2 separate regions of the Homo sapiens genome follow, and region 1 is linked to region 2. Evidence: read pairs that join two places in POLR2A ChIA-PET (ENCODE). Cell type or tissue: MCF 10A. All regions are shown on one strand. Links, peaks and the distances in the headings refer to the core of each region. The heading gives the core; the rest is flanking DNA.

What was found. Peaks named below come from ENCODE experiments on the same cell type or tissue, not always from the same donor. Only the 100,000 strongest peaks of a DNase experiment are listed, where the experiment ranks them.
Region 1: POLR2A ChIA-PET joins it to region 2 with 5 read pairs; 3 of 35 experiments call an interaction of 5 or more read pairs at or near these places.

Annotation. Positions count from the first base shown.
Region 1 is chr13:44,782,610-44,798,809 of GRCh38, forward strand. No RefSeq gene overlaps it. Among named protein-coding and RNA genes, the nearest start is that of LINC00330, 19 kb to the right of the region's middle. In MCF 10A, for the core only: no CTCF peak of the experiment used is centred there; no DNase peak of the experiment used is centred there.
Region 2 is chr13:44,727,504-44,743,703 of GRCh38, forward strand. No RefSeq gene overlaps it. Among named protein-coding and RNA genes, the nearest start is that of LINC00330, 74 kb to the right of the region's middle. In MCF 10A, for the core only: no CTCF peak of the experiment used is centred there; a DNase peak (open chromatin) is centred at 6,938.

The sequences.
Region 1 (16,200 bases), core at 7,416-9,915, 57 kb after region 2:
TGAAGATAGCAATTACATCACATTATTATTATTTTTTTAATACGTAAGATCCCTAACTCATTTTTTTCTCATAGTAATGAAGCAGGAAATTTTCCCTGACCCCTTTGTGGGCAGGAACTGGAGTGCACGGGCACTAGAACTAGCCGGCCACTTTGGTGCCAGCAGGGGCAGATTCCACTGTGTTCCACCCGACACGGGATAGGGAGCACAGGTAAGCAGGTGCAGGAGCTGCAGCAAGCACTTTTAAGCACTGGCAGGAGCAAAATTTCATGTGGCCCTGTGGCAGCATCTAGGAGGATGCCCGAGACCCCTGAAGCCCCAGAAAGAATGTTACGGTCAGTGGTCTTTTAACTTTGCTATCCATGATGGCAGAAGTGTTAATAGCTCAGTGGAGGGTCAGTGTAGCAGCCTTTTGCACTCGCACCCAAGTTCTTGTCTGGCATCCAGGAGGAATAAGGTCACACAAACAAATTGGAGATGATAACGTGGGAGATTTTATTGCTGATGAAAGTGACTCTCAGTGGGAAGGGGAGCTGAAAAGGGTCCAGAGCAGGAAGATAATCTTCCCCTGGCCAGCCGGACTCTTCTCTGAAGCAACACCATCAAGCTGTCCCTCTGAAGTCAAGCTGCTTCTCTCTGATGTCCAGCCATAGTCTCCGAAGTCCAGCTGCTTCTCTTCTCCTCTCCTCTCTCTGACAGCAGAGCCTGGGGTTTTTATGGGCACAGGATGGGGGTTGGGGTGGGCCATGGGTGGTTTTGAAAAAGGCAACATTTGAGCAGAAAAACAGAAAATCCTGTTCTCACTTTGGGCCATGGTTCCAGGCTTGAGGGTGGGCCCCTTGATGGGGACCCACCCTCTTCTGACCAGAATTTCCCTGCCTCCTGTCCCTATCAGTAATATATCAGTAATAACACTACCTATCAATGTAAGTTCATCACTTGTAAAAAATGTACCTCTGTGGTGAAGGACATTGATAATAGAGTAGGCAAGGCATGTGCGGGGGCAGGGTGCCTATGGGATAGCTTGCACTTTCCTCAATTTTCCTGTGAACCTAGACTACTCCAAAAAAAAGTCTTTAAAAAAGATTTTAAAAATACTATATAGCATTTCCTGAACACTTGCTATATGCCAGCATGCTATATACTAAGTCTTTGCTGCATCCATCCCATTTAATCTTTGCAGTAACCAAAAGAGGAAGGTACTACTACTACTTGGGCACATACTACTTGGCATGTTTTATAACCTTTGTAAGTTTCCCTTTCCTCATCTAATAAATTAGACCTATTTATTACATCTAATAAATTACATCTAATTTATTAGAAGAAGAAAGAAACTTACTAAGGCTATAAAACATGTCTAAGAGCACATAGCTGGTAAATGGTGAAGCCAAGATTGAAACAGTGGTCTGTGATCCCAAAGGCCACGCTTCCAGCACTTTTGAATATTGCCTCCCAAACACATAAACCAACAAACATTCCTTGGCTAACTAGATGGCTCGAGCTCTCTTGTAATTTCTAGGACATTTGACAATAACTATATATTTACTATTGTGGATGTTGGAATTTGAATTTTGTTCAGTCAGCAAAAAAGTTTTGCTAAGTATATGCTCCCAAGGACAGATGAATAAGACAATGTAATGGAAACAAGCAATCATAGGACAATATAATAGAGTTTTAATGACCATTTGAAGAAAATTCTATGGAAGCACAGAAGATTTATTTAAAAGTAGTTCACCATATGCAGTCAGCATTTCTGAAATTTCTGCTGTATTCCCAGCATTGTGCTAGGCATTTGACAAATACTTATTTGCTCAACTCTCACAACTACCTCATGAAGTAGGTTTTATTATCCGTGTTTACAAATAAGTAAACTCAGACATGAAGTTGATAAGTGGCTTGAACAAGGTCACACAACCAATGGGTGGTAGAGCTGGGATGGAACCTCAGATATGCAAGGTTAGGCTAAAGTCCATGGTTGTTCTAGCTTACCAACTAAGCTGTTGTAAGGTAAGTGTTCTTCTGGTCCTTTGCACAATTAGAAAACACCAACACAAATATCGTGTATAAACAAGGCTTCAGATCTGTCTGTTTAAGGTACCTCTGGCCAACTGTATGAAGAAGCAGGGTCATGAGGCCGAGTCATTGTCTAACTTGGGGAATAACTTACTTAGATATTTTGCTGCTCACTCTTTTTTTTTCAGCTAGGGTTTATAATTCCTCTTGTTCTTTAGGCTGACACCAGTTTTTATGCTTGATAATTGTGTTTAATAGTTTATCTTCTCATATTTAGTGTAAGTTTCTTGCAACTGTGGTCCTTTGGGTTAATGTATTTTTCCCTATCCTCTTATCACATCAAACAAGGAGTCTTGTCGGTTAGTTGGTGTGGTTTTATTTGCCATTCCCATGATGAAGGTTCTAGGGCAAAGCCAAAGCATGATCAATAACATTTATAGCACATTCTAAGGAAATAAAAACATCAAACAGGCTGGGTGCGGTGGCTCACACCTGTAATCCCAACACTTTGGGAGGCTGAGGCAGGTGGACCACTTCAGCTCGAGAATTCAAGACCAGCCTGGCCAACATAGTGAAATGATTTCTCTACTAAAAATACAAAACTTAACCGGGTGTGGTAGCGCACACCTGTAATCCCAGCTACTCAGGAGGCAGAGGCAGGAGAATCACTTGAACCTGGGAGGTTGAGGCTTCAGTGAGCCGAAATTGTGCCACTGCACTCCAGCCTGGGCGACAGAGCAAGGCCCTGTCTCAAATAAATAAATAAATAAATATCGCAAAAAAAAAAAATCAGAAAGGAAAATAGAGAAAAACATCAAACAAATAGGGAACATTTTCAGTAGACTCTTTTCAGGAGATGCTTTGGGACTGCTCTCCAGCAGGATCAATTCTGGAGCTTGGCTTGTATGTCCTACATCACTAATGGGAAATGCAGGAGAGAGCCTAGGACTGTTAGCGAAGAAGAGAGAAAAGGGGCTGTCACTGATGGAGCGCATTTTGGCAGCATGGAACCAAAGCCATGAATACAAGCCTGCTTCTGGGCTCAGCAGTTTCATTTCTAGGAATCCACTCTAAAGAAACAATTAGAGAGTGTACAGTGATTTGCATATCTTTAATAGCAAAAGGAAAAAACCCTTTAACAGTTTGACGATGAAAAAATTATGTCAATAAGTTATAATACATCCATACAATGGAATGCCACATTAACAACTTCATGTTGTAGAAAAATATTTAAAGACATAGAAAAATGTTCTCCATATATTTTAATCATTTTATAATAAAATGTTTGAAGCATGTAAAAAGTAGCAAGCCTATTATAACAAACTCATTATCCAGTTTCAACAGTTATTTATTCATGGCCAATCTTATTTCATCTACAATCACACTAGTTTCCCTATTCCTCCCTCCCTGCACCACACTGAAGCCGATCCCAGAGTTCTTAATGCTTTCATAAATATTTCAGCATGTATCTCCAAATAATAAGGCTCTTTTAAAACACAAAACCACAATACCATTAATACACCTCAAAATTGATGATAATGCCTTAATATCAATATCAAAACAGTGTTTAAATTTCTTCGATTATCTCAAAATGTTGTGCCTTTTTTTAAAAAAGTTAGTTTGTTCCAGTTAAGATCCAGATGCAAGGCCAGGCGCGGTGGTGCATGCCTGTAATCCCAGCACTTTGGGAGTCTGAGGTGGGTGGATCACCTGAGGTCAGGAGTTCAAGACCAGCCTGGCCAACATGGTGAAACCCCCGTCTCTATTAAAAATACAAAAAATTAGTCGGGCATGGTGGCACATGCCTGTAATCCCAGCTACTTGGGAGGCTGAGGCAGGAGAATTGCTTGAACCCAGGAGGTGGAGGTTGCAGTGAGCCAAGATCATGCCATTGCACTCCAGCCTGTGCAACAAGAGCAAAACTCCATCTAAAAAAAAACAAAAAAAGCTCCAGATGCAGTCCATACCTAGCTTTTGCTTACTAGGTCTCAGAAGTTTCTTTTAGTCATTAGGTTTCACCATCCTATTTTTCCTTGCAATTGCAATTTGTTCAGACCAGGTTATTTGTCCTGTAGAGTTTTTCACTTCCTAGATTTTGCTAATAACTTCCCCCATGATACTTTAAACAATTTCCTCTGTGTCCTGTATTTCCTTGACTTGATATGTACTGTTGGCAAAAATACCACACATGTTGTTACAGGCTGAATTGTATCTCCTTAAATTTGTATGTTGAAATCATAACCCCTAGCACCTCAGAATGTGACTGTATTTGGAAATAAGGCCTTTAAAGAGGTCATTCAGTGAAAATGAGGTCATATGTGTGGGACCTAATCCAATATGACTACTGTCCTTATAAGAAGAAGAGATTAGAACACATACGGGTACAGAGGGAAGGCCATCTGCAAGGTGAAAGAGAGGCCTCAGAAGAAACAAACCCGGCCTAAATCTTAATCTTGGACTTCCAGCTTCCAGCGCTGTGATAAGATAGACTTGTTATTTTAGCCACCTAGTCTGTGGTTCTTTGTTACTGCAGTCCTAGCAAACTAATGCATCAGTAGTATTGTACTCTGATTAGAAGGCACATATAATCCATTCTTGAGTATGAAATTCTTTAGTTGGGGAAAACCATATTACAAATTAATTTTTAAAAAATCTATGAAATAAGAATGGTGGCCAGGCATAGTGACTCACACCTGTAATCCCAGCACTTTGGGAGGCTGAGGTGGGAGGATTGCTTGAGTCCAGGAGTTCAAGGCCAGCCTGGGCAACACAGTGAGATCTCGTTTCTGCTCACACAAAAAAGAATGGCGATCAGATCGGACCACATTATGTACTGGACACTATGCTAAACACCTTACATTCGTTATATTACTTGATCCTTTCACCAGCCCTGCAAGGTAGGGATTATTGTTGCCATTTTTAAATAATGAGACAATTCAGAGAGATTTAGACATCAACCCCAGGACACACAGCTAGTAAGGAGCAGAGCTGAGACTCAAAGGCAGCTAACTTGACCGTCTGCCTGCAAGTTCCAGGCTGCCCACGCATACGATCACCGAGAGTTTAGGTGGTATCAACTACAGCTAGGGGCCAGCCAACATTGCCAAACCCAATCTGGAGAAGAAAGCAGATTGGGGAGAGAGCTCTCCCAGTATGGAAATGAGGAGTGCCTCTCTGGTGTACTGAGCATCTGAGGTCTCCACCCTGGTTTTCATAGTTCACTCTGCAGTTGCTGGCAGCTGTCTGCTGGTGGCTGCTGTAATGACCATAGCAGGGGATCATCGGGGAAAATCACCACGGCATTTTCTTTCACAGACCTGCTGCCCCTTCCCCTCTTCCCCTGTACCCACTAACGACCCTGCACTTCAGGCACACATTCATGGCTGTTTCCTTCTGTTTTCATTTCCTTTGGATCAGATGTCTTTTTCAATTCAAAATGAAGAAGCAGTCAATGGAAGCCAATACCGTGTTGAGGTTAAAAGCGCTGGCTTTGGATTAAAACTGACCCAGATCAGCATCCCTGTTTTGTCCCTTTAACGGAGCAGCTTGGGTGAGGGCCTTATTTCCTCTAGGCCTTAGTTTCCTCATCTTTAAAATGGAGTTAACCGTAGTACCTACCTCACAGGGTGGCTGGTGATTAAATGAAGCAATGCATACAAAGCACACAGAGGCTGGAATTTAATAAGGCAGCCTTGAAACATTAGCCCTGAAAGAAAAAAAGATGGTAGAGACAAGTGATGGGGGTCAGGACACCACAGAATCCCCTATCTCTGCAGGGGGTGAGATCCAACACAGAAAATCAGGTCAAATGATTCTGGGTGACTTGGGCACTAGCAGTACTTGACCAGAAAGTTGCAGGCACTCCTGTCTTCCTCATACAGGCCCTCAGGTTACATTGCCCATGCTTTGCAGAGACTTCTTAGCTCTCTTGTCACTCAATCAGCTCTGGACAAATGGAGTTGACTCTGGAAGCTACCATCTGGGTTCAGTTAACTAAATAGTAGTGGATCTGAGAAAGAGCCTAGAGCCAGTTTTTTGTTTTCCCATGAAATTCCTGGCCACTAGCTTTGACCAGCAATTGGAAATTTCAGGTCTGGTAAGCATGTTAGGCTTTATCTTATTATGTTAGGCTAGGTCAGGGTTATCTCCCTTCTCCAGTGGAAAAAATGCATTATATTTAGGACAAGCCTGCTGTGTTGATGTGACTAACCTGTGTTGATGGCACCCAGTGTGATGCAGTCAGGGCTGGCCTGACATCTTCTCTCCATTGCCTTCTGTCTACTGCTCCGGCCCAGACCACATCAGTGCCACCAGCTTCTTCAGACCCTGCTTGCTCTCCTGCTTGTTGGCTTGATCACACTTGATCAATCCCAGTATGGTTTTGTCTTCTGTCTTCATGGTGGGCTCCGTGGTTGAGGAAGCATGATGCTGACACTGGTGATCAAACATGCCTGTCTAGGGGTACTCAGGCAAGTAAAGCTCAGCCCAGGAATACCTGGAGCCTCGGGCTGCGTGACGGCCTCCAGATCATCTTCTTGTGGGTGTGCATGTTTTCAGTATGGCCTTTAGGGTTTTCAAGACCTTCACTCTGCTGGGGTGGGGTGGGAGGTGGAGGCTGGTGCAGAGCTACAGCTTCTTTTTTTACTTCTCTGCTTTTTCTTGAGAAGAGTGTGAACTTATATGTTTAAAGTAACCAATTCCAGAAAAGAGAACTATGTTGTTTTATCTGATGCCCTACAAATGCCATCAAAACCACGTATTCCTGCTGTTATAGGATCTCTGGGGTGTCCATTTTTTTTGGCCGGAAACCTCTGTGGCCATGACAACTTTGCCTGAGTTCTTGTCCTGCATCCAGGAAGAATAAGGTACACAGACAAGTGAAGGGTGAAGAAGAAGGGTTTTATTTAGTGTTAGAACAGCTGAGAGGAGTGGTAGTTCCTCTCTGTAGGCAGGCCATCCAGTCCAGTTGAGTGTTCAGCTCTTAGCAGAGAGGAGGCCCTGGAGAGGGTGGCTCCTCTCCACAGCCGAGTCATTTGGAAGTCTCTGCAGGTCTCTGAAGCTCCCAGCAGAGAGGGTAGCTCCTCTCTGCTGGTCAGTCATCTCTGCAGCTCTCAGTGGAGAGGGTACTCCTCTCTGCAGCTGCTCATCCTGTCCGTAGTCTCTTTGACCTTTTTGCCCTCTAGCCACCCTCTGGCCTGTTCTGGCTGAGCCCAGGGCTTTTATGGACCTCAGAGGAAGGAAGTGCCTGCAGATTGGTCCATGGGTGGCCATGGGCAGGCCCGGAAGAGGCACCATGAGTCCCCACTCCAGCCCGCAGGACTGGCAGCTTGGCCCCCAACCTTCAGGCCCTCCCTGGCCTGAAGGTGGGGCCTTACTGGGAACCCCCAGCCCCTTCCACCCAGGACTCTGTCTGCCTCCAGCTGCCATTCATGGTTCCAGGGCTTGGCCCCAACCCTGCTCTGAGATCGGAGTGGGTGCGGGGAGCAGAGAGAGGCCAGGCAGTGGGAGCAGACACCCCTGAGCCTGCAGGGATGGGGGTGGGGTCCTTCCTGGGGCACCTGAGGGTGCAGGCTGCGCAGATACCTCGGTCCTGCACCTGGGAGGGTGGCTACAGCTGCACCCAAAGCTCCTGCCCTGCCAACTCTGAAGGGGCAGGACTCCCGCTTGTCCCCAGCTCCTGCCTGCTTCCTGGAGCTGGAGACCCAGGTCTGCTGCCACAGGTGCCAAGGCTGCAGCTACACTGCTACACCTAGGAGGGTAGATCCTGCCTGTTCCCAGCTCCCCCAAGAGTACAGGGAGGCTCGGATACACAGCTGCAGTTTGGGTGGCTGTAGCTGGGCCCAGGAGGGCGGGGCTCCTGCCTGCTCCATAGAGCAAGAGGCAGGTCTGGGTCTGCAGCTGCGGTTTGGGCAGTTGCAGCAGAACGGGGAGCTCCTGTCCCACCTCAGAAGGGGTGGGGTTTCCACTGGCTTCATGGAGTGTGCAGCCCTAGCCATGCCTCCCTGCTCACTGCTAATCTTTGCTGTTCATAGCTTGGGGAGTTTAAGATTTAGGAGGGAAATAGGTAGTTTTTTCCCCTGGGTCATTTTTTTAGCCTTTAATTCTTCTATTTTTTATCTATCCAAAGAGAGACCAATTCATTTATTTTTTGGTTGGTAGATTTGAGGGTTGTCTTCCAAGTAAAATGTTAAAATAAGAGTGGCAGTCACAATGAAATAATATTTTATCTTATGAAAATAATTTTCAAGATATTTACAGTGAATTATGTGTTACATTTCACCAGAAATGCCCTATGCCACTTTTAAAAAAATGAAGTGATGAGCAGAGCATTGAAGGTTTTAATGTTTGATTTACTTCTGTCAACAGCAATATTTCAGATGTACCAGTCTCCTGTCCAAGAATCCCCAAACACAGGGCATCGACTGCCCAGCAAAATAGAATGAACCCCTTATTCTCCCCTCTGGAGGCTAAGTTAAGAAAAGTGAAGAACTTCGTTTGGTTATTCAGTCAGTTCAATGAAGCCTAGAGTGAAGAAACTAAACATATATATATATATATAGCTTCTGTTAGTCCTCAGTATTAAAAGTTAGCTTTTTTGTAAAAATTTTTCATTTTTATAAACTTCTGAAATGTAATTTAAATTTTCCTCTTTGTTGGTCAATATTATCTAATATTAGCTAATTATGTTACTTTATTAGCAATATTAGCTATTTGTGTTGCATGATTAGTCCTTTCATTGATATCACATTTTTTCAAGTTACAGACTTATATCTGTATCTGGCATCTGCTATGGTTTAAATGTTTTTGTCTCCTCTAAAATTCATGTTAAAACTTAATTTTTAATGCAAGAGTATTGGAGGATGTGGGTCATGAATGGGATTAGGGATTAATCCTTTATAAAAGGACTTGATGGAGTCCCTGTAACAGTTGGAAGCTACCTCTTTGCCCTGCTGCCTTCTGCCATGTGAGGACACAGCATTCTTCTCCTCTGGAGGATGCAGCTTTCAAGGCACCATCTTAGAAGCAGAGATTGGACCCTCACCAGACAACTTAACCTGACAGCGCCTTGATCTTGGACTTCTTAGCCTCTAGAACTGTGAGAAATAAATCTCTGTTCTTTTTAAATTACCCAGTCTCGGGTATTCTGTTATAGCAGCACAAATGAACTAAGACAGCACCTAATTCTACCCATAGACCAATATTTCTCCTATTATCCTTGGTTAAGTCTCTAGTGTTGTTTAAAAACTCCTCATACAGGCCAGGCCTCATATAGGCTCACGCCTATAATCCCAGCACTTTGGGAGGCCAAGGCGGGTGGATCATGAGGTCAGGAGTTCGAGACCAGCCTGGCCAGCATGGTGAAACCCTGTCTCCACTAAAAATACAAAAAATTAGCCGGGCATGGTGGCACATACCTGTAGTCCCAGCTACTGAGGAGGCTGAGGCAGGATAATTGCTTGAACCCAGGAGGTGGAGGTTGCAGTGAGCCGAGATCGCGCCACTGCACCCCAGCCTGGGCGACAGAGAGAGACTCCATCTTGAAAAACAAAACAAAACAAAACAAAAAAAACAAAAAGCAAAACAAAACAAATAAAACTCCTCATGCACGAAAAGAAAAGGGAACCAACAGACATTGCACACCAGTATGTGCCAGGAAACCTACCAGGCATTTATAAACATGACGTCAGCAAATCCTTCCTGCCATCTATAAGGAGGCTACTTTTATTCTCATTACATGTGAAGAGACTGGGGCTCAGAGAAATTAAATAATAACTTACCCAATGTAATACAAACGAATAAGATAGTGGAATTGAATTTTGACCCATTCTCCAATGCCAGTCTTCTCTAATGCTAAAGTCCATGCTGATTTTAAAAAATATTTTTATTTGTAGCCTAAATTCCTTACTTCTCCCAGAAAAGCAAACACTTAGACACAATGAACCTCTTTAAAGTTCAAGTAAATACTTGGCCTCTCTAAGAAGTTGGTCTTTTCCATAAAGGATCCAAAAACAAGTTTGAACACTTGCAGAATACAATTTTGAATTCTCTGTTATATGCTAGATAAGTGCTAGGTTTTGCTAACTGTCTAGAATGTTGATAGCAAATAGTGCGATTTGGTTTAGGAATTTTTACTTCTCAAGCACTATCATAAGTGATATTTCCAAATTTCTATATATTATCCTACCTCTGATAACGGTAACATAGTGTCATTGCTCCCATTCTAGAAGTAAAAACAAAACAAAGCAAGACAAAGAGTTACCAAAAATGTGGATAACTTGGATTAAGGACTTGGTTATATGCATGAAATAAATTATTGAAAAGTAGACTGGCAGTGGAATCTAGATTTCCCAATTTCTGGTTCCATACACATTCTTTTTGACAGTAGTCTCTTTCTAGATTATTTCATGAGCACAAATTATAATAGTGGGACTTCTGTTTTAAGAATGTAACCTGTCATAAGGTTTAATTGTTTGACCAAAAAATAATGATTTACTGTCTTGCTATGTTCAAAATATTTAGGATTGGGATTATGTCTATATGAGACTCCATTTTCCTATTTAAATATGCTTTTATTTGCCCCAGTGACCTCCCTCTTAATTTGTATGGCCCTATTCACTCTATATGGTTTCTTTCAAAAAGGACATCTGGGTGTGGGGCTTTAGGCTAGATACTGAGGCCTATATGAAATAATTACAGTTGTTGGTAGGTGTACTAATCCATTTTCACACTGCTTAAAAGAAATGCCCGGCCAGGCATAGTGGCTCACACCTGTAATCCCAGCACTTTGGGAGGTCAAGGCGAGTGGATCACTTGAGGCCAGGAGTTCAAGACCAGCCTGGCCAACATGATGAAAGCCCATCTTTACTTAAAACACAAAAATTAGCTGGGTATGGTGTCACACACCTGTAGTCCCAGCTACTCAGGTAGCTGAGGCAGAGGAATTGCTTGAACCCAGGAGGCAGAGGTTGCAGTGAGCTGAGATGGCACCTCTGCACTCCAGCCTGGGTGACAGAGTGAGATTCTGTCTCAAAAAAAAAAAAAAAAAAAAAAAAGAGAAATACCCAAGACTGGGTAATTTATAAAGAAAAGAGGTTTAATTGATTCACAGTTCCACATGGCTGGGGAGGCCTCAGGAAAGTTACAATCATGGTGGAAGGGGAAGCAGGCACATCTTACATGGTGGCAGGCGAGAGAGAGAGAGACTGTGTAAGCAGCGGAAATGCCAGATGCTTATAAAACCATCAAATCTCATGAGAACTCACTCACTACCACAAGAACGGCATGGGGGAAACCATCCACATGATCCAATCACCTCCCACCAGGATCCTCCCTCACATATGGGGATTATTAGGATTACAATTTGAGATAAGATTTGGGTGGGGACATAGCCAAACCATATCAGTAGGCATTTGTTAAAAGTGAAGAAGCTCAGGACATGGCCAGAGGACCTTCACAGACAGCTCACCCTCTCAGGGCGGTGCCTAGGAACAGTTGTCCAGGGGCCCAGATCACATTACTCAATATTGAAATGGCTAGATTGTTCCATCTCATCAAAGGAACAAACAAAGAAGAGAAAACAAAACTAAGGACAAGTGTAGGATCTGCAGAGGGAATTGGGTGAAACAAAATATAGGTGTGCAGATTCACATTGCTGAGAGTCAGATAATTCAACTCACTAAGGTAACAGAGATGGCTTGGATAGCTTTTATTATTTTTCTCACCATCTCGCATAGTTTTGCAATTAAAAAATAATCTAGGAGAAGATAAGAGAAAATACTAATCTTAGTCTGCTGCCTGGTGATGTGGGACCTAATAAATATTTGAGAAGGAAGATGACTTTGCAGCGTTATAAACAAGAAATTCATTTTAGAAGCTGTAAGACCTGAGTCCTGTGTACTTGTCCACCCATGTGGGAGACATGGCCATGTGGCACCTGTTGATGACTGTCAGTCTTCGCCAATAAACCATAAGCTCCATAGGGCAAGGCCAAGATCATGTGTGTTTTGTTGAAAATCAATCCTCTGGGCTATAGTAAGCCTTCACGGTTGAATGAATGTATTGAATGAATGAATGATAATGTGTCTAGAAAGAAATATGTAATTAAAATATTCAGGTGATTTTTACTTTCTTTGTGATAGTCTCTGAATTTTTCTTTTAACAATAAGTATTTGTCATTTTTTTGTTTGTTTTGTTGGCATTTTTTCAAAGCATTAAAAGATTCATTTCAAAAAGAAGAGACAGAAATATATACAATACTTTTAGGCCCAAAGGAGAAAACACTTCTTGTCAAACAGCCCAAATTCTAAGAAAACTGTCTGCACAAAGATCTTCTATCAACATTATCACCAAAGAGAGAGAGAAGAGAAGAGAGAGTGGGAGCACTTAGCCAGAAGGTCAGGACAGCAACTCTACCTTTTTCCCAAGTGGCTCATGCCTTTTTGTAGGGGAGACTTCAGTCTGAAATGTTGCACCCTACCCACCAGGAGATCCCCCTACATTAGACTGTTAGGCCTTCCTAACAGCCAGATAGACAGCTTCACAAAGCAGTCCAATGGAGAGTTGTAGTAGTCAGAGTTCTTCAGAGAAACAGAGCCAATAGAAGATAATATATATAGATAGCGATATATAGAGATGTAGAAAGAGATATATAGAGATATATAAAGAGATTTATTATAAGGAATTGACTCACATGATTATGAAGGCTGGCAAATCCCAAGATCTGCAGGGTGAGTCAGCAATCTGGAGACCCAGGAGAGACAATGGTTTGGTTCCAGCAGAATCTGAAGGCCTGGGAACCAGGAAAGCTGATGGTGTAGTTTGAGTCGAAAGGCAGAAAAAAAGCTGTCCCAGGCCAAAGGCAGCCAGGCAGAAGGAATTCCCTCTTATCTGTGGAAAGGTCAGCCTTTTTGTTCTAACCAGGCCTGCAACTGATTGGATAATGCCCATCCACATTTGGGAAAGTGTTATGGACTCAATGTTTGTGTCCTCCCAAAATTCATATTTTGAAATCCTTACCCCCAGGATGATGGTATCAGGAGGGAGGGAGGCCTTTAGGAGGTGATTAAGTCATGAGGGTGGCACTCTCATGAGTGGGATTAGTGCCCTTATAAAAGAGACCCCAGAGCACTCTCTCTCTTTCCACCATGTGGGGATACAAGAAGTTGGCAGTCTATAACCCAGAAGAGGTACTGCAACCCCAGAACCTGACCATACCAGCACCCTGATGTCAGACTTCCAGCTTCCAGAACTGTGAGAAATAAGTTTCTGCTGGTTTTGTTTTTGTTTGAGATGGAGTTGTGCTCTTGTTGCCCAGGCTGGAGTGCACTGGCACAATCTCAGTTCACTGCAACCTCTGCCTCCTGGGTTCAAGCAATTCTCCTGCCTCAGCCTCCCAAGTAGCTGGGGTTACAGGTGCCTGCCACCACGCCTGGCTAATTTTTTGCATTTTTAGTATAGACGGGGTTTCACCATGTTGGCCAGGCTGGTCTTGAACTCCTGACCTCAGGTGATCCACCCACCTTGGCCTCCCAAAGTGCTGGGATTGCAGGAATGAGCCACCATGCCTAACCAGTTTCTGCTGTTTATAAGCCACCCAGTCTATTGTGCTTTGCTATAACAGCTTGGCCATACTAAGACAGAGGACAATCTACTTTAAACATTAGTCATATCAAAAAACACCCTCACAGAAACACCCAGAATAATATTAGACCAAATATTTGGGCATTCTGTGGCCCAGTCATTGATGCATAAAATTAACCATTACAGGAGTCATTTCAAGGGCTGGCACCTCCATTTCTACCCATGCTTCATGGTAAAGATTATTCAAAGGGCTTGGGAGACTATCTTTTTTCTTTTCCTATATTGTTCAGGGTTTGCAAGCAACAGAAACCAAATCAGGTTGATTTATGTAAAAAGGTATCTGTTGGAAGGATATCAGGTTGCTGGCAACATGGATAGAAGGGCTGGCGAAACATGATTTTAAAGTAGCAGGTATCCAGGGAAGCTAGCCTGTAGAAACTAGCTTGCCAGAGCTCTACCACCACCAACTTACACACGGCCCCACCACTGGACACTAAAGCCACACAGCTGTCATTGCTAAATCCATGCCATGGCTGTGAATCAAATCTGATCATTTGTCTGCCTCTGTGTCCCTCAAGGGTCAAAGTACCTGGTGGGAGTGTCTGATTGGCCCAGACAGGTCGTGTGCCTTTATCCTGATGCCAGAGGGATGGGAGAGGAAACATCGTCTTTCCATTCTGTCTTATTTAGTGGAAGGTAAAGGCCTGTTTCCGACTTATAAGAATGGAGGATTCTCCACAACCAGGAAGTGGATTCAGATACTGGGAAGCCAAAGTAGCAATTATGCACTGCAGTCCTGTTAGAACTGACCTGCTTTTCATGTGGTCAGTGCTTAGAATAAAAGGAACTCAAGGCAAACACGCCAATTAGTAAGCTTGGCACAGGGGATTATAATCAGAAGCAGGAAGCAACATCTGAGAAAGGGCATTTGGCTTGCTTTTGGATGACTTAGTGTTTGAGACCCAAGCAGAAACTTTGGAAAGAGTCCCTTCATCAATTAGCCTCCTGAAAAGTACTTAGTATACATTGGTTATGCACCTGGTGTGGTACATACAAAAGAACAACCCTTGTGAAATAAACAGGCCTTTCAGCCTCTCCACTTCTCCTTGGCATACTATGTTCACTTAGCAGGACAGAAAAAGGAGGAAGCTGTCAGAAGCTGGCCCCTTGCTCTGTCTGGAGTTTGTTTCCATTAATTCCTGTACTTTCTGGGCTTTCTCTCCCTCTATGCTCACAGGTCCCAGTTCCTGGATCAAAACTTGGAAGTGAAATGAAGCTGAGTAAGGCTTGAGTGAGTAGCCACACTCAGTGGTCTCACTGTATGGGAAAGATTCTTCACCTGTTTGAAAACAAGATGCCTTTAAAAATCTAATAAAAGCTACATCCCTCCTGCACCCTCCCCACCAAAAAAATTCATGTCTTCTCAAAAGACATTTCAACAAATTTAGTTAAATAATCTAATTGACTTTTACTTGCGATTCATGAATCAGGCAGCATCTCGTCTAAAAATAAAGAGGTGCTATGCCAGGCATGGCAGATTAACTAGCTTTTATAAAGCAGCTGAGCAGGAACAAGGAAACAGCATAATACAGGAAATGAATTGGTTAACATCAGGTTACTTTCCTTGGAAGTATTAAAGCGGAAAAGACTTCCTTATCATCTGGCCAAAACTGGCCTGTTTGGAGACTTGGCTATTCTCTCTCCCACCTGATTTCTCAGAAGGTCACTTAAAACAATTTACTTTCAGCTTGGTGAAGTGGAAATTTAGCATCAGTGACTCCATTTTGGTTTGGTCTGTTGGGGTGTAATGCAGGAGCTAAGTCCAAATCAATGGTCTCCTATAAATTTTGTTTAACACTTCACAAAACACCAACAAATTTGCAAAACACTTGAGAAACTTTACAACTTTCCTGAAACTCAAAAGAATCTAAGAAACAAAGATTAATAATTGTGATCTAAAATTAAGAAAAGAAGAGTTTCCATAAATGTATCTTCCTTCCTTTACCTTTAAAGCATAAAACCTGGAGGAAAGGCCATCTTTCTGCAGGAGACGTCTAGACTCAACCACCTTCTACAGACAAGAGTCCTCAGAAACAAGTTCACTAACAACCCTTTTTTTTTTCTTTTTTTGTTTTTAAGTTCACTAACAACTCAACGAAATTTCCTCCTCCTCCTTTATCAATACTCCAAGACAGTCATCCGCTTTGCTGCGCTGCAATTTTAAACTGTTCAACTGTTACAAACTTAAAATTCTCTGAATACTGTATTGCGTTTCAATAGAGTAGAATGGCTAGTCTATTAGAATAGAATGGCTTTTAATCAAGTAATTTCCTTTCACGGGCCACATTTCTCATCATCTGGGCTAGAAAGAGTCCCTTAATCAATTAGCCTCCTGAAAAGTACTTAGTGTACATTGGTTATGCACCTGGTGTGGTACATACAAAAGAACAACCCTTGTGAAATAAATTTCAAAAATCTCAGAAGCACTTTTTTTTTTTTTTTTTTTTTTGAGATGGAGTCTCGCTCTGTCGCCCAGGCTGGAGTGCAGTGGTGCAATCTCGGCTCACTGCAACCTCCATCTCCCGGGTTCAAGCGATTTCTCCAGCC
Region 2 (16,200 bases), core at 5,457-7,956:
CAGTTTAAACAAAGATGGTAACAGCCCTTTCCCAAAGCAGACCTCCTTCTTGCCTGGGGACTAGATTGCCTTTGTAGGACTAACATTAGCCATAAGATTAGAAATTATGGCTTAGGAGTCATGCAGCTGGAGGCCACAAGATTCTGACCCTCCCTAAACTCCTCCTAAGATCAGTGCTTGAGGTATTTTGCAGACCCTGCACTTGATGGATCAGCTGGCCCCACCCAGATCAATAAACTGGCTCATCTGATCTTTTGGCTCCCACTCAGGAACTGACTCAGCGCAAGAAGACAGCTTCGACTCCCTATGATTTTATCTCTGACCAATCGGCACTCCTGGCTCACTGGCTTCCCCCACCCACCAAGTTATCCTTAAAAATTCTGCTCCCCCAGTGCTCAGGGACACTGATTTAAGTAATAATAAAACCCCGGTCTCCCGCACAGCCGGCTTTGCGTGAATTTCTCTTTCTCTATTGCAACTCCCCTATACTGATCTGGGCAGTGGGATAGGTGAACCCCTTGGGCGATTACACATCAACACAGAAAAGGATTTCTGTGACTAAATATTGTTTTTTTTTGTCTCCACACACCAAGTAGCAGACACCAGCTAGGTGTTCTCCAACTGAATTCCAACACTATCGACCTGGAGATAATATCACATCCCACAAATTGGGGGCCTAGTCCCCAAGACTGCTCCCTATACCCCCAGGCACCAGTTGCAAGTCTGGGCCTCAGGAACTCCTGACAACTAGTTTCAAATTGGGGTTCCCACGACTCCCTCTTTGCCTTCTAATAATTTGCTGGACTGGCTCACAGAACTCAGGGAAACACTTTTGGTTACTAGTTTCTTTTTTTTTTTGAGACGGAGTTTCGCTCTTGTTGCCCAGGCTGGAGTGCAATGGCATGATCTCGGCTCACCTCAGCCTCCGCCTCAGCCTCCCGAGTAGTTGGGATTACAGGCATGTGCCACCATGCCCAGCTAATTTTGTATTTTTAGTAGAGACAGAGTTTCTCCATGTTTGTCAAGCTGGTCTCAAACTCCCAACCTCAGGTGATTCACCTGCCTCGGCCTCCCAAAGTGCTAGGATTACAGGTGTGAGCCACCATGCCCGGCTGGTTACTGGTTTCTTATAAAGGATATTACAAAGGATACAGATAGGGTGAGGTATGCGGAAAGGGGCATGGAGATTCCATGCCCTTCCTGGGTGCACCACCCTCCAGGAACCTCACATGTTCAGCTATCCAGAAGCTCCCTGAACCCAGTCCTCTTGTTTGGTTGGTGTTTTGTTGTTTTGAGACAGGGTCTTGCTCTGTGGTCACCCAGGCTAGAGTGCAGAGGTGCAATCACGGCTTGCTGCAGGCTTATCTCCTGGATTCAAGAGATCCTCCCTCCTCACTCTCCAAAAGTGCTGGGATTATAGGCATGAACCACTGTGCCCAGCCCGTCTTGAGTTTTTGTGGAAGCTGAGTGATGTCAACATTCTTCCTGCAATGTTTTGTCTGGGAAGGGTCCTAAGCCCCACCATCAGAAAGGTGGGGAAAGATTAGTCTTGCTTTGGGGTAGGTGAAATGAGGACAGGAGAAAGTTGAGATTTCCTGGGGCCTGCCCCTGAGGCCTAATACATTCAAGATTATAACAAAAGACTGTAAAGGGGACTATGGAAGCAATGAACCAGGAACTGTGGAGGAAAACAAATATATATCATAACACCACAACTATTATAATAACATGATTTGGGCTCCTGGATCCAGCTCCCAAAATTCATCCTTAGATTTCCCAAGAGCCTATAATTACCCGTTTTTGCTTAAATACGTTTGAATTGGGTTTCCGTTGTCAGTGGATTTAGGTAGACCTTTAACATGAAACACCAAGCTGTGGGCAAGGTATGAGGAATCTGGTGAGGCGCATGTCCGGACTATCGGAGATTTACAGTGGAGCACCATCTCCCCAAACATTGCTACTACCTCCGTCTGAGAAGAGGCAGGCAGTGAGAACAAGCCGAGCTGAGCCTCTGGCGGTGAGGACCTGGCTAAATCCAAGCCAGGAGCACTGTGGGCCAAGGCTGGACAGCCCTCACCTATGGACTCTTGTCACTTCCAGGTACTGCCAAATGCACCTCAGTGGGGGTGAGGAAGTGGGCGGAGGCACTTCATGCTGACCCGAAAACAGACCCAAATCGCCCTTTCTGTGCCTGGGGGGCATGAACCTCCACGGCCCCAAACTGCAGTTGCAGAGGCAGAGTGGCAGGTCGACATTTCTGTTCTGTTCCTCAAATCCTTGGGGACTCGAGGTGTCCCCAAGGTGTTTCTGTTCCTCAAGTTCTTGGGGAACTTTCACTGTGTTCTTCCAGCTTATCGATTCTGCCTTGAGCAGCAGCAGGCAGGTGTGCAGGGGGTGGTTGGGAGGGGAGCCCCCCGCCAGCATCGAAGTGCTGATAGATTAGTCAGGAAAAAGAGTTGCTGCCTTCATCTCCCCTTGTGGGCTTTGGCCTCTTTCTCCCAATTGTCCTTTGGCAGAGGTGCAGAACGCTGATGAGATACCCCTTGGACTCCTTCCAGAAGAGTCTCCCATTGAGGCAATTAGGTGAGAGCTGACGACAATTTAGCGAGCACGCAGCGATGCCAAGGGTCTCCCGGATCAAGAGGCAAGTCTCAGCTCTGCTACTGATGTGCTTCTGAGGGGGTGGTCTCAACGAAACTAAAACAAGAAATCACCCTTCCTTTTGTAATACACTCCAGGATGTCTAAAAGAGTGCGGTGTTTTAGTGATGTGTCAGCGCACAATGAGGAAAATGTACTTTGCAGCATCCACTCCATTTCCTGGTTCCTACGACGGGTTTGGCAGGAACCACATCATGGACAAACAAATCATGGTAAAATATGTTTTTAAAGTAAAACAGGCTGGGAGCGGTGGCTCACGCCTGTAATTCCAGCACTTTGGGAGACCGAGGTGGGCGCATCATCCGAGGTCAGGAGTTCGAGACCAGCCTGACCAACACGGTGAAACCCCTGTCTCTACTAAAAATACAAAAATTAGCCGGGTATGGTGGTGCATGCCTGTAATCCCAGCTACTCGGAAGGCTGAGACAGGAGAATCGCTTGAACCTGGGAGGCAGAGGTTGCAGTGAGCCAAGATTGCACCATTGCACTCCAGCCTGGGCAACAGAGCAAAACTCCGTCTCAAAAAAAAAAAAATAGTAAAACAAAAAAAATTAATATTATGAGAGAACAATGACAGTGAGCTTTTTCATGGGTGACCACTATGTGGCTGGTGCTTTCATTGATGACTCCTCCTTTCTGCAAAGTAGATATTATTCCCATTTTACCAATGTGGAAAATGAGACTCCAAGCAGAAAGCAAATGAGATTGCATCTCTCAGCATGTGGTGACTCTCCCTTCCTATGGGAGCTTGCCCTTCTGCCTCTATTTTCTAACTGTCCTTAAAACTCTGAGTAAGGAGCCTCTTCCTCTCCACATTGGATTGTGGTAGCTGGCACTGTTTCTCCAAAATGAAACCAACAGCAACTACCAGAGAGTCACATTCATGCTAAGGTGATCAGCTGGCTAATTGCCACTTCTCTTTCACTGCCCCATGGACCTTGAATGTTCAATCACATGGTTTTTTGTTTTTTTAATTGTGGATACACACACACACACACACACACACACACACACATAAATTTACCCTTGCAACCATTTTTTTCGTTTTCCTTTTTTCATTAAAAATTTTTTTTCTATATTATTTTAGCTTACAGCTCAGCAGCAGCCAAACCGTTTAACCATTTATTTAGCTAGAGTACAGTGGTGTAATCATAGCTTACTGCAACCTCAAACTTCTGGCTCAAGCAATCCTCCTGTCTTAGCCTCCCAAGTAGTTGGGACTACAGGTGTGCACCACCACACCTGGCTTGTTTTTAAGTTTTTAAATTTTTTTGTAGAGATGGAGGTCTCACTATGTTGCCCAGGCTGGTTTCAAACTCCCGAGCTTAACAATCCTCCCTCCTACATCTCCCAAAATGCTGGGATTACAGACTGGAGCCACCGTGCCTGGCCCCAGACCATTTAAAAATGTACAGTTCAGTGGCATTAGTACATTCACATTGTTGTGCAACCGTCATGACTGTTGGTCTCCCCAAATTTCTCATCTTCCCAGAAACTCTCTGCCCATTAAACACTAGCACTCCATTCCATCTTCCTCCAGCCCTTGGCAACTACCATTCTGCTTTCTGTGTCTATGAATTTGACTACTCCAGACACTTCATATATTATCTGTATGTTAATGGAATTGCACAATATTTGTCTTTTTGTGACTGGTTTACTTCACTTAGCATAATGTCTTCAACATTCATCCATGTTGTGGCATGTGTCAGAATTTCCTTTCTTTTTAAGGCAGAATAATATTCCACTGTGTGTGTATGTCACATTTTGTTTATCTAGTTAGGTATCTGTGGGACCAATCTACTTTTGAACTCTAAGGGACAGAAAAGCCTTCCTTATTTTGAACTCAGTTTTGTTTCCTTCTAACTTGTGTTCACAGGTCCTAGTTTTGCCCTTCAAAAGATACACAAAGAAAATTGAATCCCTTCGCCCATGTCAGTGCTCCACTTATTTTAGGACAATTTCCAGGTTGTCTCTAGGACTTTCCCTTTCTGTGCTATGAAATGAGGCCTGAGGACACGTGCCGAGTGCCTACGGGCTGCTTGAGACGGGAGATACCTTTTGTCCATTCATTCTTCATCTCATGCTGACTGAAGCCTTAATGCCACTCACTCCACACAATGGCGCCTGCCTGGAGAACTGGGTGAGAGGGTCGTTCATCTTCGTAGTCTCACCCCGTAGCAGGAGGGACTGGCAGAGCCTCCTAGATGCCACCCCTCCCAGGCAAAGCTTCAGCCTGCACCCCTGGACCAGGGCTAATAACATCAGCCACTGGCCACTTGACATGTTGCTGAGAGATTTCCCAAACACACATTCCCATCTTAGCAAATTAACTCCAAGAACACAGTGAGGAAGAAGATAAGTTAAAGGAGAGATGTCTAAATGAGAAACTAAACTCGGTCTTCCTGAGACAGCCAGTGCCGACGGCTTGCGCTGGGTGGAAAGGTGAGATTTCATCACTGCTTCTCCCCAGGGCTGGCAGGGGCAGATCAAGTTGCCTCTCACTCCGGCCCCACCCTGAGGAATGGACTCATGGACACTGCAGGGCTTTCTCTCCTCTGATATCTTTGAGTCAAGGCGCCGTGTTGACCAAGTGGGTCAGATAAAGGACTACAAAGCCATTGTCCGAATTGCCCAGGGAGGATGTGGCCAACATTCCTAGGTGTGTTTGGAAATATGGCTGAGACAGTAGGTGCCAAGTGAGAGACGCTGGCAAAGTAAGCCTACATTTGGAGACCAGTGGTTCCCTGCTGTCACAGGGGACTTCGGAATAAATCCCTTCCAACCCACTAGCACACACGCTGCCACACACGACCATAGATGGTGAATCCTGCACTCCCAACTCTCTCCCGGTGGCTTCTACAACAGGATGTTGTTTATTACAATAGAATTAATCTGCTTTTCCAGAATTTAGTAATCCATCAATTGACAAACTTCCCTGATACATACTTTTAAGATTCTAGAAAAATTCAACTCATTATTATACATTATTCACTTCCCAAATCAGTGAAAACTGCATGTGATATGTTATAACCATAAAATTATTACATCAAGCACTTATGGACAAAAGTTAAGTCACAAAATAGGTGGAAAGAAGAAAACAATTATATTAGAAGACTTAACCTAAGGAAGTATGAAATTTAGCTCTGAGCTTCTGCAGTAAAATAGAAAAGAGGCAGGCGGATCACTTGAGGTCAGGAGTTCGAGACCAGCCTGGGCAACATGGTGAAACTCTGTTTCTACTAAAAACACAAAAATTAGCAGGACGTACTGTTGCATGCTTGTAATCCCAGCTAGTTGGGAGGCTGAGACGTGAGAATCCCTTGAACCCAGGAGGCAGAGGTTGCAGTGAGCGGAGATCTTGCCACTGCACTCCAGCCTGGGCAACAGAGTGAGACTCTGTCTCAAAATAATAATAATAAATAAATAAATAAAATATAAAAGGGAATAAAAGCGACATATGTGCCATTATTTAATGCAAGAGAGCATACAAATTCATCTGGAGAAGTTGCCTTGATACATTTCAAGTAAGGATTGTTTATAAAAATAGAATTTAGAGGGCTGGGTGCGGTGGCTCACGCCTGTAATCCCAACACTTTGGGAAGCCGAGGTGGGCGGATCAGAGGTCAAGAGATTGAGACCAACCTGGCCAATATGATGAAAGCCTGCTTCTACTAAAAATACAAAAATTAGCTGGGCGTGGTGGCATGTGCCTTTAGTCCCAGCTACTCGGGAGGCTGAGGCAGGAGAATTGCCTGAACCCGGAAGGCGGAGGTTGCAGTGAGCCAAGATCGTGCCACTGCACTTCAGTCTGGCAACAGAGTGAGACTCTGTCTCAAAAAAAAAAAAAAAGAATTTAAATTTAAATATAACTTTTTAGGGATTAATCTACTATGTATAGGAGACCTATCTGTATATGTGAGTGTATCTCTGTGTATGCATAGAAGTACATATCTATTGTCTATAGTCTCTTTTTGTATATATATTTCAGAGATTTAAAACAAAACAAAACCGCTAGGAACCTTTGCAAGACCTCATCTGTTTCAGGTTATGGGAATGGCTGCCTATAACAGGAAAGAATCTGGCAGGAGGTTGGGGTATGGTAATCTCATATCCCCCAGGGCATCTGCACACTCACTCTGTCTTGCTAGGTAGCTGAGCTGATGCTACACAAGCCTGGCTGTTTCAAAATCTAGGGCCCTTGTCTGCTAGTGGGGTGAATGGGGACTCAGTCTTGCTGCTCCAAGGCCAGGATCCAGGTGCTTGTGGAAAGCTCTTTGGCACCCAGATGTCCTGCCCCAGAGTGTTGCTGTCTAAACTTACCTGTGGGCCAAGCCTGGCATATGACTGGGTGCCTGCTCAGCTCCCATTTGGCACTCCAGCTCCCTGCTGGCCCTGGAACCCTGCCCCAAACCACAGCTGCCTGGCTTGGGGCCTGACAATCTGCCTCCTCCTTGCTGGAATAACCTCTCTCTCTCTCTCTCTCTCTCTCTCTCTCTGGAGGGCAGGAACTGGTCACCATACCCTTCCCTCGGCTGCTGAGAGGGGTCCTGCTTCCACCCTGATGGCCTAGACAGGCCCCACCCCCATGAAGCCACCTGCCTGTGGTGAATGTTCCTCTGTTCGGAAATCCTAACTATCCCATGCCTCCTGCATGTTCCATCTCTCTGATTAAACCCCCTAGAAGGTTAGACCCAAGTACACCAAACCCCTGAGGAGTCATGATGTTGATTCCAGGCTGTCCTTAGAAGCAGCTCAGGCCAATCCTGGGTCCTCCCCTCTTCCCACTGACCCACTGTCTAAAAAGGTCATGAAAGCAGATGGATGTCTCACCTTCCCAGAAGATGGTCCATGTGGAGGGTGCAGCCAGGTCCCCTAATATCAGGAGCGTGTTGTTTGTACGATGATGACTATAGAGGGGCCTGCTCCTCTCTCCCACAAGTTGAATCAGGAGGGTTTTCAAAAGGGTCAAAAGTGAGCACATTGCATTGGAGTGAACAAGGTTTGCTGCCCCGCCTGGCCATGCTGCTGTAGAGTAATGGAATGTTGCACCATCACTCCCACCTTGGGAAGGACAGGTAAAGGCCCCCTCTGGTCCTATCCTTTAAGGTGGGGAGTGCCTGAGAAAGAGCTGAAATATTTCCTGACTCTCAGGGGCATGCTATAAGAGGAGAACACTTTGGGATCAGTTCTCAGATAAACCCAAGGTTGGGGGCAGGGAACGGTGGGCTGTAACAGCCAATCATGTCCCATGGAAGCAGAGTTTCCTGGTGCCCCCAGCAATGGGCACTGCTGGCCAAAAGGAGTTGTGATCTTTGGGGCGTCATCAGGAAACCCTGCCTAGTCCAGCTTGTGGGGTATAAGATCCCTGAAGCTGAGGGGTCCTAGATAGTACCAACCACCAAGGTAACCACAGCTGGTGACTGCCATATGTAGCCCCATCTGCTTGAAAGAAAGAGATGTCTGTGACTGAGCAACATCAGGCTGTCTGAAGCAGTTCTGCAGTGTCTGGCTTATAGTGGGCACTCAGTATACATCCACAGCTTCCACCCTCCGGAGACCCATGAAGCTGACACGAAGAGAGGAGGATGCCCCTCCTGGGGTTGGCAGATACCACGCGGGGGCAGCCCAGGGCTCCTTTGGGTGAAGTGGAAATTTGCCCCCTCCCCCATACCTCCTGCTGAGGCCATGTCTCTGGGAGGGACTTTGAGAAGCCATCACCAGTTTTCTCTAGGTTCTTGACTCTACCTTCCAGTAAAATATTCCTATGGAAACTGAAGAGACAGGAACTTTAGGGTTTGCCCGTGGAGGCCGAGGCCAACTGTGAGAAAAAAAGCCTTGTTGGGTCACTGCGGTTTTGCTCTTCAAAGCACTGAAACCGCTTTAGCCAGGGCCTCTCTTTTCTAACTTAAGTTGCAAGTGCCTGGATATTTATTTTCAGTTTGTGATTAAAAAGTAGATAAAATGAATAAATAGTGAACCACATGTCTTAAATGACCTTCAAATAGAGTAGTAACAAAAAATAGTTATATAAAGATATACATCTCATTTTAAATGTGCCAGAAAGATAACCAAAATAGAAAGAAAATTCATTATTCAGGCCAAACAAGACAAGGAGTGATTATGGACAACTTAGTTATTTTCTTAAAGGAAGAATGACAGATGCACTGAAGCCCCCACCTGCAGTTTTTTGGCTGGGGTGCTTTAAGATGGGGAAATACAAAAACCAGACTCTCCTGGCCCCTTTTCTCTAGAGCTACAAAAACTCCAGCACTGACTCTGTGTATCAGCTGAGGTTTCTATTGAGAAGAGGCAGCTGTGTGGCAAGCAATTCTGGGTCGAGGGCTGTGGAGGACTGGAGGCCACTGCCTTCACCATGGCTCAGAGGCCAGCTGCTGGGGAGCCACAAGGAGAGGGGCCCAGGCATGTGGACAGTGGTCACAGGAGAAGCTTCTGGCAGGACAGGAGTAAAAGGAACAAGGTAGTTATTAAACAGCAAAAATAGTTTCAAAGCAATTATGCTAATTGTTTTAGTCTGTTTAGGCTACTGTAACAAAATGCCTTAGACTGGGTGGCTTCTAAACAACAGAAATTTACTGCTTACAATTCTGGAGACTGGGAAGTCCAAGATCAAGACATCAGCAGATTTGATGTCTGATGAGGGCTTGCTTCCTGGTTCATGGTTCACAGATGGCACCTTCTTGTTGTGCCCTCACATGGTGGAAGGGAGAGGCTAGCTCTCTGGGGCACTAATCTCATTCATGAGAGTTCCACTCTCATGACCTAATCATTGCCCAAAGCCCCCAGCTCCTTATACCATCACCTTATGGGTTAGGATTTCAACATATAGAATTGGTCGGGAGAGAACATAAGCATTATGTCCATTGCACTAATGCTATCCAGATTAGAAAAGATGACCACTAAAATAATAGTTTTTAAAAACCTATATTCATTTTTAAATCATTGTGATATGCACCTGGAGAACGATTCCCCAGGTTTAGTATTTACTCATGCATGGAAATTGGGAAAGCAAGCAAAGAACCTTAGCAGTGCTGGTTTTGGGACTGTGGTCCATGGGCCCCTTCCTTGCATCCCCCAGCTGGCTGCAGAGTTCCAGATGCTTCCTACCCCCAGAACTACTCAGTCAGAATCTCTGAGAGTGGTGCTCAGGAATCTGTATTTTTAAGCTTGTAAGTATAGTTCTTTTGAAAACCATTAACCCGAAGAACAAAAGATCAAACTGTTAACATATATCTCACCGTTAATCTGGCAGCCAGGTCACTGGAAAACGCATTGAATTTGGAATCAAAACGCTTGGGTTAAAATTATGCTACCTTAAGCCTTGAGCAATTCACTTAATTTTCTATGGCTCCAGTTTTTCTCATTTGCAACATGGAAATTCTCCCCAGAGTTGTAAACATTAATTGGCGAAGAATGTGAAAGTGTTTGCACTGAAAACTCTAAAGGATCATATAAATGTTTATTATTATCATCATTAATAACAATTGGTATCAGAAGTTCCTACCCATAGTGTCAGCATCCTGGTCTAAGCCACCATCATCTCTGGTCTAGACTACTATAATGACTCCCTAAAGTCATTTTCCCTCCCTTTCCCTTCTATTTCCTACTCCTCTCTTTATACATCTCCCTTACTAAGCCCTTCAAATGCTTTTCATTGCCCTTAGGATATAGTCTAAAATCCTTAAGACTAGCTCTGACTAGACCTGATTGAATGAGAGAAGGTAGAATTGAAATGCAAAGGATTCAGAGTATCATTGGCTTCCTGGCAAAATATACCTAGGCTTTATTACAGCTTTTGGGAGCCCCAGATAGCCAAGACACAGCACACTGGATGGAGCCTCTGGCAACACCAGAAGCCCCAGGGAAATGGGACAGGTTTATAGGTAAAGCCAAGATTTCTCAGGCACAGCTGTGGGCAGCCCTATTGAAGAAGGAGAAAGATACAATATTAAAAATTTAGACTTTGGACTGTGTGGGCCTAAATAAATTATTCTAATTTGTAGTGTTTATAATAACATGATTAAATATAATTTAAAAGGCTAAAACTACATTTAATTTATTTTTAATATACAAAGATACTTGCTGATGGCATTTTTACTGATGGAAGTATTTTTCCTTTTTTAAAATAAACTTTTTATTTTAAAACAGTTTTATATTTACAGAAAAGTTGCAAATAATAGTACAAGGGTTCCTACCCATCCATCAGCTAGTTTTCCCTGAGGTTAACATATTGCATTACTATAGTACATTTCTCAAAAGTAAGAAGCCAATGGTGGTAAAGTACTGCTAGCTAAACTCCAGCCAAGGCAAGGCAGCCACAGCTGAGTGCCTTTACTCAGATTTCACCAGTTCTTCCACTAACGCCCTTTTCTGTTCAGGATCTAATTCAGGATCCCACCTTGCATTTGGTGGTCCTCTCTCCTAGTCTCTCCTTAGGGCTGTGACAGTTTCTCATATTTTCCTTGTTTTTGATGAGCTTGACAGTTTTGAGGAGTGCTGGACAGGCATTTTGTTGAAAGTCCCTCCACTGGGATTTGTCTGGTGTTTTCTCATGACTTGGCTGGATGACAGTGTTTTGGGGAAGAAGAAAGACCACAGAGGCGAAGTGCCATTTTCATCACCTTATATCAAGGGTAACTACTGTTAACATGATTCATCACTGTGGATGCTGACCTTGATCCAGGTAGTGCTTGCAAGTCCCTAAGCCAAGCTCCCACACTCAAAATGTGTGTATGGTGGCAAGTGTGGGAGGGGGGCTGAGCTTTGCCCCCTGGAGGGGGAATATCTATGGAAATTATTTGGAATTCTTCTGCACAGAAGAGTTGTCTCTTTCCCCTCCTCCCCCTGCCCCATGTATTTATTTCTTCAATAGCTTATTTATATTAAGATGGACCCCTGGATATTTATTTTATACTTTGGGTTTGTAATCCAATACTATTTACAGATGATCCTCAAATTACAATAGGGTTATGTCCCAACAAACCCATTGTAAATTGAAAATCTTAAGTCAAAAATGCATTTAATACCCCCAATAAATCAATCGTAAAGTTGAAATCGGAAGTGGCACCATCATAAGTAGGGAAGTGCCTATATTTTCCTGCTTGTATTGTTCCAGCTTTGGCCACCAGGAGCTCTTCCAGGCTATCTCCTGTGCCCCTTTGAAGGTGTCCCTTCCTTACTTTTGCTCTTTGAGCCCTTCCTTACTTCTAGCACCATGAGACGCTCCAGGCTCATCTTGCATTTTTCCTGCCCCAATCCTAGAGTTGGCCACTTTTCCAAGGAGCCCTGGTTCCTTTTATTGGAGAATGGTGTTAGAAACGAAGACCTGGGTGCTGGGCATAAATTAGCGTATTAGGCTGTGTTTATGTTGCTTAAAAGGAATACTTGAGACTGGGTAATTTATAAAGAAAAGAGATATTATTTTGGCTCACAGTTCTGCAGCCTGTACAGGAAACTTGGTGCTGGCATCTGTTTCTGGTGAGGGCTTCAGGAAGCTTTTAATCATGACGAAGGCGACGGGCAGCCAGCATGTCACACGGAGAGAGCGTGAGCGAGAGAGAGGAGGAGGTGCTATATACTTTTAAACAACCAGATCTCACAAGAACTCACTATCCAGAGGACAGTACCAAGCCATTCATGAGGAATCCGCCCTCATGACCCAAACACCTCCCACCAGGCCCCACCTCCAACATTAGGGATCACATTTCAACATGATTTGGTGGAGACAGACATCCAAACTGTGTCAGTTAGATTTTTAAAACACTTCTTAGCATTTATTTTTAATTATAAAATTAATATACACTCTTGGAAAAATTTTCCTTCTTTCTGTTTGTTTGTTTGTTTTTGTAGAGACAGGTCTCACTTTGCTGCCCAGGCTGATCTCAAACTACTGGTCTCAAGCAGTTTTCCCATGTTGGCCTCCCAAAGTGCTAGGATTGTAGGCATGAGCCACCACTCCAGGTCAAAATTTCTGAACAACATAGAAATGTACCAAGTTAGACATGAAAAAGTCCCTGGCAGGGTGTGGTGGCTCACGCCTGTAATCCCAGCACTTTGGGAGGCCGAGGCAGGTGGATCATGAGGTGAGGAGTTTGAGAGCAGCCTGGCCAATATGGTGAAACCCTGTCTCTACTAAAAATAACAAAAATTAGCCAGGCATGGTGGCACGCTCCTGTAGTCCCAGCTACTCAGGAGTCTGAGGCAGAAGAATTGCTTGAATCCGGGAGGCAGAGGTTGCAGTGAGCCGAGATGGAGCCACTGCACTCCAGCGTGGGTGACAGAGCGAGATTCTGCCTCAAAAAAAAAGAAAAAGACCCATCTGCTTTTTCTGCAATCTACTTTCCAAAACTAAACTATCATTTAGGGTGTACTTAGGGTTTTTAACAATTTATAAACGAATGCATCTTTATAGTACAACATTTGAAAATGATTAAAAAGTATACATCAATAAGATTTCAGAATTTTTTGCACTGTTTGTAATGGGGAAAATGAGAAAAAAATGTCCTTTATCAAGAATCGGAGATCAGTTCTAATCTAATCTCTAACTCTAAGAACCTGGTAAAAAGTATATAAAATAAAGACATTTAATTATATGAGAAAGTGTTCACAATATATCTATTCAATGAAAAACAGCAGATTACAAAACACTACGTACAATATTTATTCCTTCCTTTTTGTAAAAATAAAATTAAAAGTATTGGCACAAAAAAGATTAAAAGAACAAGTATCAGTATGTCATAGTGATTAATTCTGAATAATGCGGTAATTACAGGTGATTTTACCTTTCTTCCTTTTCTTTAAATGCATTTTCCAAATTCTGTACACTTAACATGCATTACTTTTGAACTAAGGAAGCAAAGTAATACAGGCAGTGCTTGCTTTACACAATATTGTGTTAACTGAAACTCTGCATATTGAAACTGTGACCTCAATTTACACTGTTCTGTGATAGGTATAGTTATTTATATTTTCTTAAATTATTTATTTATTTATTTTTGAGACAAGGTCTCACTCTATCCACCAGGCTGGAGTGCAGTGGTGCCATCTTAGCTCCCTGCAATCTCTGCTTCCTGGGCTCAAGCGATTCTCCAGCCTCAGCATCCCCACTAGCTGGGATTACAGGCACACGCCATCACGCCAGGCTAATTTTCGTATTTTTTGTAGAAACGGGGTCTCACCATGTTGCCCAGGCTGGTCTCAAAACTCCTGGGCTCAAGTGACCAGCCTGCCTCTGCCTGCCAAAGTGCTGGGATTACAGGTGTGAGCCACCGTGCCCTGCCTTATGTTTTCTTTTAAAAAATCTTTGTTGGGAGCTCTAGGTCTGTTAAAAGAAAAAATTAAAAAAAAAATTTTTAAATCTTTGGACTTAATACAGAATGTGAAAATAAACACTAGCAAAGGGAATGGAAATTGAATTGATGTATTCACTATTCACTCATTCACTCAACAAATATTTTATTGACCATTTACTATGCCAGCCACTGTTATGGGTGCCAGGGACACAGGGAGCCAGTATATAGGCCCAAGGATGTCCTCTAGAGAATTATTTATGATAGTGAAACACTGAAAACTACCTAAATGTCAAAACTACATTAAGAAAATTATGATAGGGCTGGGCGCGGTGGCTCACGCCTGTAATCCCAGCACTTTGGGAGGCCAAGGCGGGCAGATCACAAGGTCAGGAGATCGAGACCATCCTGGCTAACACGGTGAAACCTGGTCTGTGCTAAAAATATAAAAAAAAAATTAGCTGGGCGTGGTGGCAGGCACCTGTAGTCCCAGCTACTTGGGAGGCTGAGGCAGGAGAATGGTGTGAACCCAGGAGGTGGAGCTTGCAGTGAGCCGAGATCACACCACTGCCCTCCAGCCTGGGTGACAGAGTGAGACTCCATCTCAAAAAAAAAACAAAACAAAAGAGAATTATGATATAGTCATAGCATGGAATAATATGTACCCATTTTTTAAAAATCATGTCTTGGACCACACTTGTTGACACTAGAGATCTTTAAAATTATTTGTTATAATGAACAAGAGCAGACAACAAAATATAGGCCACAGTGCCATTTTTCACTAACAATGTATGTGTGTTTGAATTTGTGTGTAAATATTTTTATATTCATACCCGTATTCTATTTTAGCGTAAAACCACCTCTCACTCTACATAGAGGCTGGGGAAGAAGATGGCCCTTGTCTAAGAACTTTCTTTTTTTTGAGACGGAGTCTCACCCTGTCATCCAGGCTGGAGTGCAGTAGCACGATCTTGGCTCACTGCAAGCTCCGTGATTCTCTTGCCCCAGCCTCCTGAGTATCTGGGATTACAGGCACGTGTCACCACGCTCAGCTAATTTTTTGTATCTTTAGTAGAGATGGGGTTTCACCATGTTGGCCAGGCTGGTCTCAAACTCTTGACCTCATGATCTGCCCGTCTCATCCTCCCAAAGTGTTGGAATTACAGGTGTGAGCCACGGCACCCAGCCCTAACAACTCTTTAAAGTGAAACCTCAAAGCATCTGCTAAATCCTTGGATGTGTAAACAGGGGCCTAGAAATAACTCTGGGTTTGAGCTTCAAGAGAGTGGTATTGCTGTGCGTAAGAAAAATGGTAGATTTTTTAGGCTGTTCTGAGTGGGTAGAGAAGGGATGACTGAAGTAGATTTCATTTGCTTCCCTAAACTTTCAGTCAAGCCACCATGCAAGGCCTTGACTTGATATTGTGTGTGAGTGTGTATTTGTCAATCAAGAAAAGGGACTGAGCTTCACATGTGGGTTAATGCTGGTCTATCAATGAAGGAAGAGCTACGAGTGCAAAGAAAAGGAGCACCATGGAGGCAGGAACTTGGAGCTAATGGTAATCATCAGGACATAAACCTCAGTGAGGAAAAAGGCCATGTCACATTTCTATTTGTATTCTTGGCATTTAGCTAAGTGGTGCATCCATTTACACTTAATTTAACAGGGGCTGGAGTATTTGTAAGCCAAATAAGTTTTCTTTTCTTTTTATTAATTAATAAAGACAGGGTCTCACTATGTTGCCCAGGCTGGTCTCGAACTCCTAAGCACAAGTGAGCCTCCCACTTCAGCCTCCCAAAGTGCTGGGATTACAGGCATGAGCCACCATGCCTGGCAAGTTTGCTTTTGTTAACACTTGCCTATATAGTGTCAAGTGTTGCAATAGTAAGCACTAAAAGTTCAATCGTGTATTCTTTTTTATTTCATCCCATATGTTGAGAATCATTATCTCTGGGATAAGCACAATCTTACCTCCAGGTTATGCATTAACCCTGATGTCTGTCACCTGTCCCAGTTTCTTTGCTCTTCACAATGTCCTCATTATCAACATCATCAGCATCCTCACACTCATCATAGTGAAGACGTACATTTAGCTCATTATGTACCAGGGATTGTTCTGAATGCTTTATGTTTATTAATTCTCTTACTTTTCACTACAACCCTATGGGGTAATTACAGCTGAGGGAACCAAGATACAGAAGTTAAGTCCTCTTTTATTCTTACCCTATAAACAA